Regions from separate parts of the Homo sapiens genome. Here region 2 is linked to region 1. The links are chromatin loops, found by intact Hi-C in ENCODE. Cell type or tissue: HCT116. All regions are shown on one strand.

Region 1 (5,000 bases):
TGCATAGACGCTGGCTGTGCTGCTGACTGGCGGAGGGCCATAGCTGGGCGCCTGGACAGAGCCCAGGGACTGGTAGTTGGTGGAGGTGGAGCGAGTGGTGAAGTTCATGCTGTCTGCAGAGGAGAATAAGAAGACAGGACTCCGGCTTTGCCGACGACCTACTTTTTACTAATTATGAAAGCAATGCCTCTACCCTGAGCCAATTTGGACAATACAGAAAAGCATAAGAAAGAAGAAAACTTAAATGAACTGTAATTCCAATGCTCAGCAATAACTACTACTAGATTTTGGTATATTTTCTTTTAGTATTTTTTTTTCTATCACACTATTACAAAGTTTAGATCATATTAAATTTTATAGTTTGTTTTTCTATTTAGATAAGCATTTTCATATCATTAAAAATTACTTAAACACATAATTTTCAAGAGTGGCATGTAATTTCTTGGTATAAATATAATTTGTATAACCTTATATTTTCAAGCATTTGGGCTACACTAATTTCTATAGCATCAACTATGCCATTTTGAATATCTTTGTGCATAAGCTTTTGCTTATATTTCAGATATTCCTCTAGGGGAAGGTGGGATTACTGAGTCAAGATGTAGAAACATTTTAACGCTCTCAGTATTGCCAAGCCGTTTCCCAAAAAGAATGTAATTAATTTCTACTTCTGTTAGCAGATAAAATTCCCAGGTGGGCTGAGTTATGAAAGAGAAGGAAACTATAGGCACCTAAAGCAGGGACAGAATGCGGGGATGGAGTAAGGTAAATATTCTAAGCAGAGAGAGTAGTTAGTGGCTTTATCCAGGGGTAGAAGAACTTGGTCTAGGTAGCTGAATATAGCAGGAGTAGAGGACAATTTGGGACAAAAACTCAGGCTGTAGAGATATGCATAAGCCATGTTACAAAGAGTCACCTAAACTGGCTTTAGGTAAAAAGTTAGGACCAAAATTAAAACAAACTGAAGAATCTCGTTGGCAACACGCTTGAGATTCTGCAGAGGAGAGAGAATAGCTCATTTATTTTACAGATATGTATTGAGCACCTATTCTGTGCTGGCATGGTATTTGGTGCTGGTGCTGAAGACAGACAATAAACATGATTTTTTACGTAAAATTGTCAAGAAAATAAAAACACATATCTACCCCAAAACTTGTACATTCACATCCATAGCAGAATTATTTATAATAGCTATAAAGTGGAAAGAACTTAAATGTCAATCAACTGATAAACAGATAAATAAAATGTGGTATAGCCATACAGTAGAATACTATTTGGCTATTTAAAAAGGAATAAAGTACTGCTGATACATACTACAACATGGATGAACCTTGAAAACATGCTAAATGACAGAAAATGAGGTCACAGAAACCCATATAACATATGATCCCATTTATATAAAATGTCCAGAATAGGCAAATCAATAGAGACAGAAAGTACATTAGTGGTTGCCTAGGGCTGGGGGTTGGGGGTTGCCAGGGAAGAGGGGCAGAGTTTGAAAAGGAATGGGAGCTGACTGCTAATGGGCCCAGGATTTCTTTCTGGGGTGATGAGAATGTACTATAATTGATTGTGATGATGACTGCCCAACTCTGAGAACTGAAACCATTGAATTGTATGCTTAAATGGGTGAACCGTATGGTATGTGAATTATATCTCAATTTTTAGAAATAAAATTTATGGCACATTATGTGACAGTTAGGTGCTATGGAGAATGATAAAAATATGGAGATGGATAGGGCAGAGCAGGGATGAGGACATTTTGGAGAGTAGGCCCGGGATATAATTTTTGTACAGAGCAGAGAGGGAAGGTCTCACCCGTAAGATGATGTTTGAGTAAAGATCTGAAGGAGGTCAAAAGGAAAATCTTGGACTTTGACAGCTGCAAAATAAGGAAAGTTTTTTCCATCACCAAGTCATTCCCAGGGTACAGTTCAGTTATAAAGAACATAGATAAATTAGTAGTAACACAGTTTTAGGAAGTCTTTAATACTAACACATTATTTTCATATTTCCCTATGTAAGAATAAATAAGGCTCACATCAGTCAGAAAACACTAAATAAGTACACTGGGGATTTAGGTATTTTGGAAGTTTTGTATGGTGGAGATTTGGTTTGTATTATTTTGGAGGTGCACACCAGGATGCTGTGAAATGTAATTGTATTTCTTTTTCCTTTTGTTTTCCTCAATTGAAAAAATAAGTATTAATGAACACTTCATTCGGCCATTTATTCACAAATAATTTTTCTCTCTTAGAACACTAATTTTTTTCCTCCTCAACTCTTTGACATTAACTTTGTAAACCACAAAAAAACTAAACAAACAAACAAACAAACACTTTGGAAACAAATACTCAATGGCAGTAAGAAACACAACAGTTCTTTGAAGCCTGTACCTCCTTATTTTGACCAGAGGAGAGCACTAGAGAGCTTTCGGGCTATTGAAGGGCCCCCCCGCAATCCCAAAGGGCTGGGTGGAGCCTGAAGCATTCAGCCAGGCATAGCTTTAAGTCCTGACTCAGAAGACAACAGCACAGCACTTTGCTAAAGGGCAAGCTCGGACACATTTCCGTAACATATAACACTTCTTTCACCTCAGACGTGATGTTCTGCTAAATCTTCAACATTTCATAATGTGTACTAACCCCTTGATACTTGTTTTGTGTTCTGCTTTTGTTTTCAGCTCTTTGGGAGGTAAACAATGATTTTAATTTCATTTTACATAAACCACACAAAAAAGAAAGAATCACCATACATGTTTAAGGGCACATGAACTCCACTAAGGAGAGGCAGTACTGGGTATGGACAAGACACAACCTAAAACTTCCGACTAAAGCTACCCTGGTGAAAAGCCAATGGCCCAAACTTGTCTTAACTATCAGAAGTCTTAGGTTTCAATTTTGATAGGAAAAGACACTAAGAATAACATCAGCTAATTAGCCTACAATTTGAACAGTGTATAAATATCTAATAATGGAGCAGACACTTAAAATGTATAATAACTGGGGTATCAACGGCAGAAGACAACAGACACTCTCAACCACTGTTGATGGAAATAGAAATAGTTAAAATCTTATTGGAAGGCATCTTGTTAAAAAAAAAAAACTTTCAAAATTTTAAGTGTGCATAATTTCAACCCAGCAATTCCATCTCTAGATATAAGTTCCCCCGAAATGCTGCACATGCACACAAAAATTTTATTTATAGTAGTTTTAATAATAATGATAATAGCATTTAGCACTTACTGTGGTAGGTGCAGTTCAAGAACTTTACATACGTTGACTAATTTATCTCTAAAAACAGCCTGGCGATCCCCATTTTATTGATGAGGAAGCTGAGGCAGGGACAGGTTAAGTAACAGCTGTGAAGAGGTGGAGCCAGGATTCGAATGCATGGATCCCAACGCCCCTGCTCTTAACCACTATGCTATGCAATACGAGGATATTTATTGTAGCATTGTTTATAGTGGTGTAAAACTGGAAACAGCCCATGTCTAGCACTAGTGGAATCGTTAAATAACCAATGATGTATTCATATTGTCAAAATGAAGTCAATCTAGGTGCCCTGACTCAGAAAAGGCCCCAAAGGTATACTGTAGAGAAGGGGAGGGAGAGAAGCAATTCTCAGAATAATACGTATCATATGATTCCATTTGTGTTTCTTTTCAATTACACGTTTGTATTTGGACATATATTCAAGCATAGAAAAAGGATGGAAGAACATACAGACACCAAACTGTACCAGTTGTAGTCTTTGAGGAGAGTGGTATTGGGAAGGGGGTGGTTGTAAAAGAGGAATTTCAATTTCATATTTTACCCTATGTAATTCTGTATTACTTGAAAGTTTTAAAATAAAATATATTTACATACTACTTCTGCATCTTTTAAAAAACTGGAACACTCTTTCAAAGACTAAAAAAGGACACACTTGGGCTGGGTACGGTGGCTCACACCTGTAGTCCCAGCACTTTGGGAGGCCGAGGTGGGTGAGCCAAGAGTTTGAGACCAGCCTGGGCAACATGGTGAAACTCCATCTCTACAAATACAAAAGAAATTAGCCAGGTGTGGCAGCGAGTGCCTGTAGTCCCAGCTGCTCGGAAGGCTGAAGCCGGAGGATAGTTTGAGCCCTGGAGGTCAAGGCAGCAGTGAGCCATGACTGCACCACTGCACTCCAGCCTGGGCAACAGAGTGAGACTCTGTCTCAAAATAAAATAAAATAAAATAAAGACATAGTGTAAACATCGAAGGGAATCTTAGCAAACAGTTCAGTCAACTCCTTCATAGTACTAGTGAAGAAACCGCAGTGTTAGGAAGTAAAATGGAGCCTGTATTGTTACGCCTATAACGGCTGCTCTAAGCTAGAGGCTGCCTGCCTGACTCCTGCCCCAGAGCTCTTTTTGTGTTACTACTTTGCCTTCACCTGGGGAAACCTCTAAAAGTGAGTTATGCACTATCTTAATGTGATTTGACAGTTACATTTTATTTCATAGATTCATAGTTATGTGGCCTTTTAAAACGTTTTGGAGGAACATATGTCACTCATTCATTCAACAAATATTTATTAAATAAAATAATTAGATATTACTAATTAGGTGCTAATTGTTATATGCCAGGTTCTGTTCTGGGCCCTGGAAATATAACATTGCTCAAGATATACATAGTTGTCGCCCTCAAGAATTATGGGAAAATGTTCACCACCTAACCACATAGGAAAAAACACACTATGAAGCTGTACGTCCTAAATGAAAATGCACAAAAATGTTAACAGTTATCTCTGGAGTTTTAGGAGATTTTTATGTGGTTCTTTATGTATTTCTATGTTTTCTTTCTTTAGGAAGTTTTCAATTGGCATGTATTTCCTTCATAATGAGAAAAATATATTTTAAAGAATCAAACAGTAGCTCTTTGTGTAAGTTTTGAAACCTGTGGAACTATATGAAAAGAGAAAAGGGTCATTATACCAGGAGAAAGCAAATGTTTCCCTGAAAAGGAAAGGCTTAG
Region 2 (5,000 bases), 130 kb after region 1:
TGGTGGTCCTGTATCATTTTATTATAGGAAGGAAGGATGGACACCAGAGAGGGTGGGGAATTTGGTTTACAGGGAATCTTGACCAGTGCCTGCCTATAAAGGGTACCACTGTGAAATCCCCAGCAGTAAGTAGGTTTTCTAAAAATCAAGTGTGTATTTCTACTTGCCTAGGTTTTAGGGCCTTGTGAATGCAAGTCGAATGATAGAGGAAATTGGCTTGGAGGAAAATGTTGGGGAGTTTGGGTTTAGCTGGGTGCAGTCACCCCTAGACTTGGATGTGGAGTGAGTACCCCTGTTGACTTTAACATCTGTGTGTGTCTTAAAGAAGACTGCTACTTTTCTGGTTTATTGTCTATGCCTACAGATGACACGTGGAATAAATTGCACATTAAAATGTCTGACATGAAAATCAGAAGAGCTTAAGTTCATTCCACAGAAGCCTTTTGTTAGAATCTTCAAAGGATGAGAACCAGGATGAAGAAGAGTTTACAGTAGGGAAGTATTTCTCAACTGTAATTGTACATAAAAATTGCCTATGGTGCTTTAAAAAAATACAGAGTCTGGGGACACATGTTCTCGGGATCTCCTAAGGGCTGTCACAGACCATAAAGTTTAAGAAGAAAAAAAAAAAATACAGAGTTTGGGACCTCACCCAAAACCTACCAAAATGAAACTTGTGGAGATGAGGCTCAACAATTTGCATTTTCAAAAGCTCTGTGGGTGATTCTAATAGCCAGTCTGGGACCTTATTGTGGGCCAGATTATGAGAACTACTATAACAGGAAGACATAGACCTGGGCTGGCTCTAATGGAAAGGGGCCTTCTAGAGCGCCTGGGGGTTTTGAACTGTTTGGGTACAGATAACTCTTTTTAGTCTGGATACTTACAGTGATCCTGAAAATGTATATTATGCCTTTTCTCTTTAGGAAATCTTTGGGAAGGCTTTTTTAGAGAACGTCTTTGTGGATGAAAGGGGCTCTCTTTCTCCACATCTCTTAGACCCACTCCAATCCACTCCAAACCACCAGAGAAAGTCCTCATTGTTCAGTAGAAATCCAGCTGCCACACTGGATCATTCCCATCAGCACAACACATGATGTCTTCCCATCTTAAAAAGCAATTTGTTCTTGAACACCCCTTTCCCCCTTCAGCTACCACCTCATTTCTTTATAGAAAAATTACTTAGTGGGCTGGGTGCAGTGGTTCACGCCTATAATCCTAGCACCTTGGGAGGCCCAGGTGGGAGGATTGCTTGAGGCCAGGAGTTCAGTGTTGCAGTGAGCTATGATAGTACCATTGCACTCCATCCTGGGCGATTTAGGGCTCTCCCCTGTCTCTAACAGAAAATAAGAAAAATTACTTGGAAAATTGTTTTTATTACCTGTCTCCAATGCCCCCTTCCCTTGTGCCCAGCATTCTCTATGGCTTTCATTCCTGTCAGTTCTAACAAAGCACTTCAAGGTCACACCTCCAGGTTGCCAAATCCAGTAGCCAATGCTCAGTCTTTATCTTTCTTAGCATTTCAGGAGTATATGACAAAGTTCAGTTGGTCACTCTCTTCTTTTTAAAAGAAGCTTTTTAAAATTTGGCTTCTGGAATTCTACTCTTTTGGTATTCTTTCTACTTCAGTGGCTTTTCTCTCCAGTCTCCTTTTCTGGGTCCTCCCCATTTCCCCCATTGCTAAAAGTTGGTATGTCCCGAGACCCAGTCTGTGTACCTCTTATCTATCTATGTCCATTCCCTAGTTGTTTTCCTCTAATCCCATGGCTTTGAATACTAACTGTATGCTGACGACTTCCAGATTTCTCTCTCTTGCTGCAGCCTTTTCCTGAACTCCAGACTTTTATATCCTACCTGCTGAATTGATATTTTCACTTAGAGGTTTCGTGGGTATCTTCAACTTAGTATATCTGAAACTGAACTCCCAGTTTCTTACTCTCCATCCCCCCATGGCTGCTTCATCATTCCAGTTGTATAAGCCAAAGCTTGCATCCCACATCCAGTTCATCAGTAAAAGTGGTTTGTTCCACCCTCAAAATATGTCCAAAATACCATTATCTGTTAGCTGGATTGTTGCAAAACTCATCTAACTCATCTTCTTGTTTCTCTGTCATCCCTTCTGTAGTCTTTGGTCAGTACAGCAACCAGTCATCCTTTTGAAATGCTAGTTAGAGCCTGTTACTCCTTTGTATAAAACTCTCCAGTGGGTTCTCATCTTATTCAGAGTACAAACCAAGTCTTACAGTGATCTACAGAGCCCTCCATGTTGGCATTCCCTCCTCCTCTCAGCTTCTCTCACCTCATCTCCTAATACCTTTCCACCTTACTCACTGCTGCTTCAGCCGCACTGGCCTCCTCACCACTCCCTGGAACTTGCCAGCATGTGCCTGCCTCAGGGTATTGCACTTGCCATTCCTGGAATGCTCTTCCCATTCCTGGAATGCTCTTCCCCCAGATGTTGCACTGTTTTACTTCTTCAGGACTCTGCTCAGATTTCACCTTATCCATGTCATGAGACCATCTCTGATAATGCTGAATTAAATAGGCTCCCCACAAACTTTCTATTCCCACTTCGTTTTTCACCGTCATCTGACACACAGAATTTTCATTTTTATTTTAAAATCTGTTCCTTACCCAAGCATGCTCCCTACTTTTACTGTAAGTTCTACAAGGTTGAGACCTTGTCTTATTCTCTGCTGATCCCCAGTGCCTAGAACAGGGACTGACACATAGTAGGTTTTCAGTAAATGTTTGTTGAATGAATGGAAGAATTTGGACTTGAGCAATTATCAAGGCCAGTCATAGCTGTTAACCTTGACCTAATGGGTGGCTGTGGTAAGAAATTAATAAGCAATTGTGAAAACTGAGAAAGCCATTTTAGTATGTAAGATATCTTATGGTATTTGTAATTTGTAATTATTTCCTCTTTTAAGGACAGATGTAAACAGTACATGATCAGGGGAATTAGGGACCAAGTTTATTAGGAATGAAACTAAAGAATAAAAGGCACTGTAGCAAAATGAAGGATTGGAGGGGTTTTTTTGTTTTTCGTTTTTGAGATGGAGCCTTGCTCTGTCACCCAAGCTGGAGTACAGTAACACGATCTCAGCTCACTGCAACCTCTGCCTCCCGATTCAAGTGATTCTCCTGCCTCAGCCTCCTGAGAAGCTAGGATTACAGGCACCTGCCACCACACCCAGCTAATTTTTATATTTTTACTAGAGACGGGGTTTCACCATGTTGATCAGGCTGGTCTCCAACTCCCAAACTAAGGTGATCTCCCGCCTTGGCCTCCCAAAGTGCTGGGACTACAGGTGTGAGCCACCGCGCCCGGTGGATTAGAGTATTTTAAATAGCACATCACAGTGGACTTTTAAGTTCACTTAGCAAATAGTTGTTGAATAGAAAAAGTAAACTATTGGTCAACTTTTTGTGACTTTGTGGGATTATTGGAGTTGACCTTAGTCTATTACTATACCACCGTGACTAGGTATTAGAATCTTGTTTTTCTAATTAGATTTTCTCTTTTTAAAAAAACTATTTTTCACTCTTCTGTTATAGATAAAAGCCAAACTATAGCCAGCTTTCAATAGTATATGAATATCACAGAACAAGAAATAGCTTCCCACACAATTATGGTGTCTTTTTCATATCTTAACAATTACACATTTCTGAAATATGGGCTTATGTAGCTTATATTTAATTGCCTTTTTATTTCTTTAGTGTTATAATTAACTTAGTTGCCTTCTTTGTGACTCCGTTAAATCTCATGTCAGTCAAATCCCTGTAGTGGGATCTTTGTTCAGCAGAGCGAGTGGATTTTTTGCCTCAGCTTACACGAGTGGGGGTGAATATTGGCCTTGTTCCTTTAGCCCAGCTCAAGGACTTATTCATGCCTGTAGTCTACCACCATGAATTAGGTCTGGTATTGAGTCTTGGAAGCATGGGGTTTGGGTTAATAAGGCATATTCCCCAGTTCTTGGCTTAAAATTTCACTTGGGAATCTTTTTTGGTGAGTATATCAAATAAAATGGCAAAGATGTGCAGATTAGGATGAATTTATCGTATGTTTTGATAATGGAAATTGTTTGTACCCTCTAACAGTGATTTGCACTTATTTGAAATTACTCTCCAAGGGTGTTTGACATTCTAGTGTTCAGTTAAGAATTCTCTCTGTATGCATATAATGGCTGTTTTATGATCACATTTTAATTCCTATGATAAGTCAATTTTGGCCCTCCAGTTTACTGAAGTGTATATGGCATTTTGGGGCATTGCAATTAGGCAATGCAAGCAGAAAGCTTTTATTTTTTAGAACTTCTGCATTAGGTTAGTGCTGTGATCTTATTTAACCATAGCACCAAGTAGTATTTTGAGGGTGATAGGGAAAGAGAATTGTCTTTTTGGCTTAAACTTTATTTTGATACTTCATCGAAAAATCTAATTTCCATAGAGATTACGGATTTATCTTCTCCAAAATCATACTGTCTATTTCAGAACTTTTGTTTTCCTCTTAGCTCCATAGTGATAATCATACCATTATTTTTATAATAGCTTTTGATACAGAATTCTGTTAGCTTTAAAAAATTCTAAAATGATATCTTCTATTTTACCTACCTGCTTTGTTATATTTCACTGTGGCAACATAGAATTGAGACTTTCCATATTCCATCTCTGTTCATCTTAGTTAGCGTGTCTTTCCGTTATTAACAATGGCCCAAGTGTGATAGGAAGTGCTTATTGCCTGTACTCAGAAAACATGACTGTTGAAGCCCTTTGTTCATTCATTTGAAAGGGATACTTTCTCAAATTGTAAGTTCCATTGCATTTGTTGTCATAAATTTAGTTAGGAATTACTATTTTATACAAAACTGTAAAGGTTATTTGTCTGCATTTTTAAGTTGTGCTGATCTAAATATACTTTCTAAGGGATTGTCCTCTTGCACTGTTGGCATTTGACCGATTGACAAGGGGGAGGCCATGAAAAGGGAGTACAGAAA

Evidence for each region. Hi-C counts contacts between places; a loop is a spot of excess contacts. Peaks named below come from ENCODE experiments on the same cell type or tissue, not always from the same donor. Only the 100,000 strongest peaks of a DNase experiment are listed, where the experiment ranks them.
Region 2: it touches region 1 in a loop (2.2-fold over the local background); 20 of 110 quality-filtered maps call a loop at or near these places.

Annotation. Positions count from the first base shown.
Region 1 is chr1:182,960,255-182,965,254 of GRCh38, forward strand. It overlaps the pseudogene KRT18P28. Among named protein-coding and RNA genes, the nearest start is that of SHCBP1L, 9.6 kb to the left of the region's middle. RefSeq lists an enhancer at 2,320-2,614. In HCT116, a CTCF peak has its summit at 2,416; a DNase peak (open chromatin) is centred at 2,477; H3K4me3 peaks cover 602 bases; H3K27ac peaks cover 465 bases.
Region 2 is chr1:183,091,809-183,096,808 of GRCh38, forward strand. All of the region lies in intron 1 of LAMC1 (laminin subunit gamma 1), which reads left to right. Among named protein-coding and RNA genes, the nearest start is that of LAMC1-AS1, 47 kb to the right of the region's middle. In HCT116, no CTCF peak of the experiment used is centred here; a DNase peak (open chromatin) is centred at 2,373; H3K4me3 peaks cover 636 bases.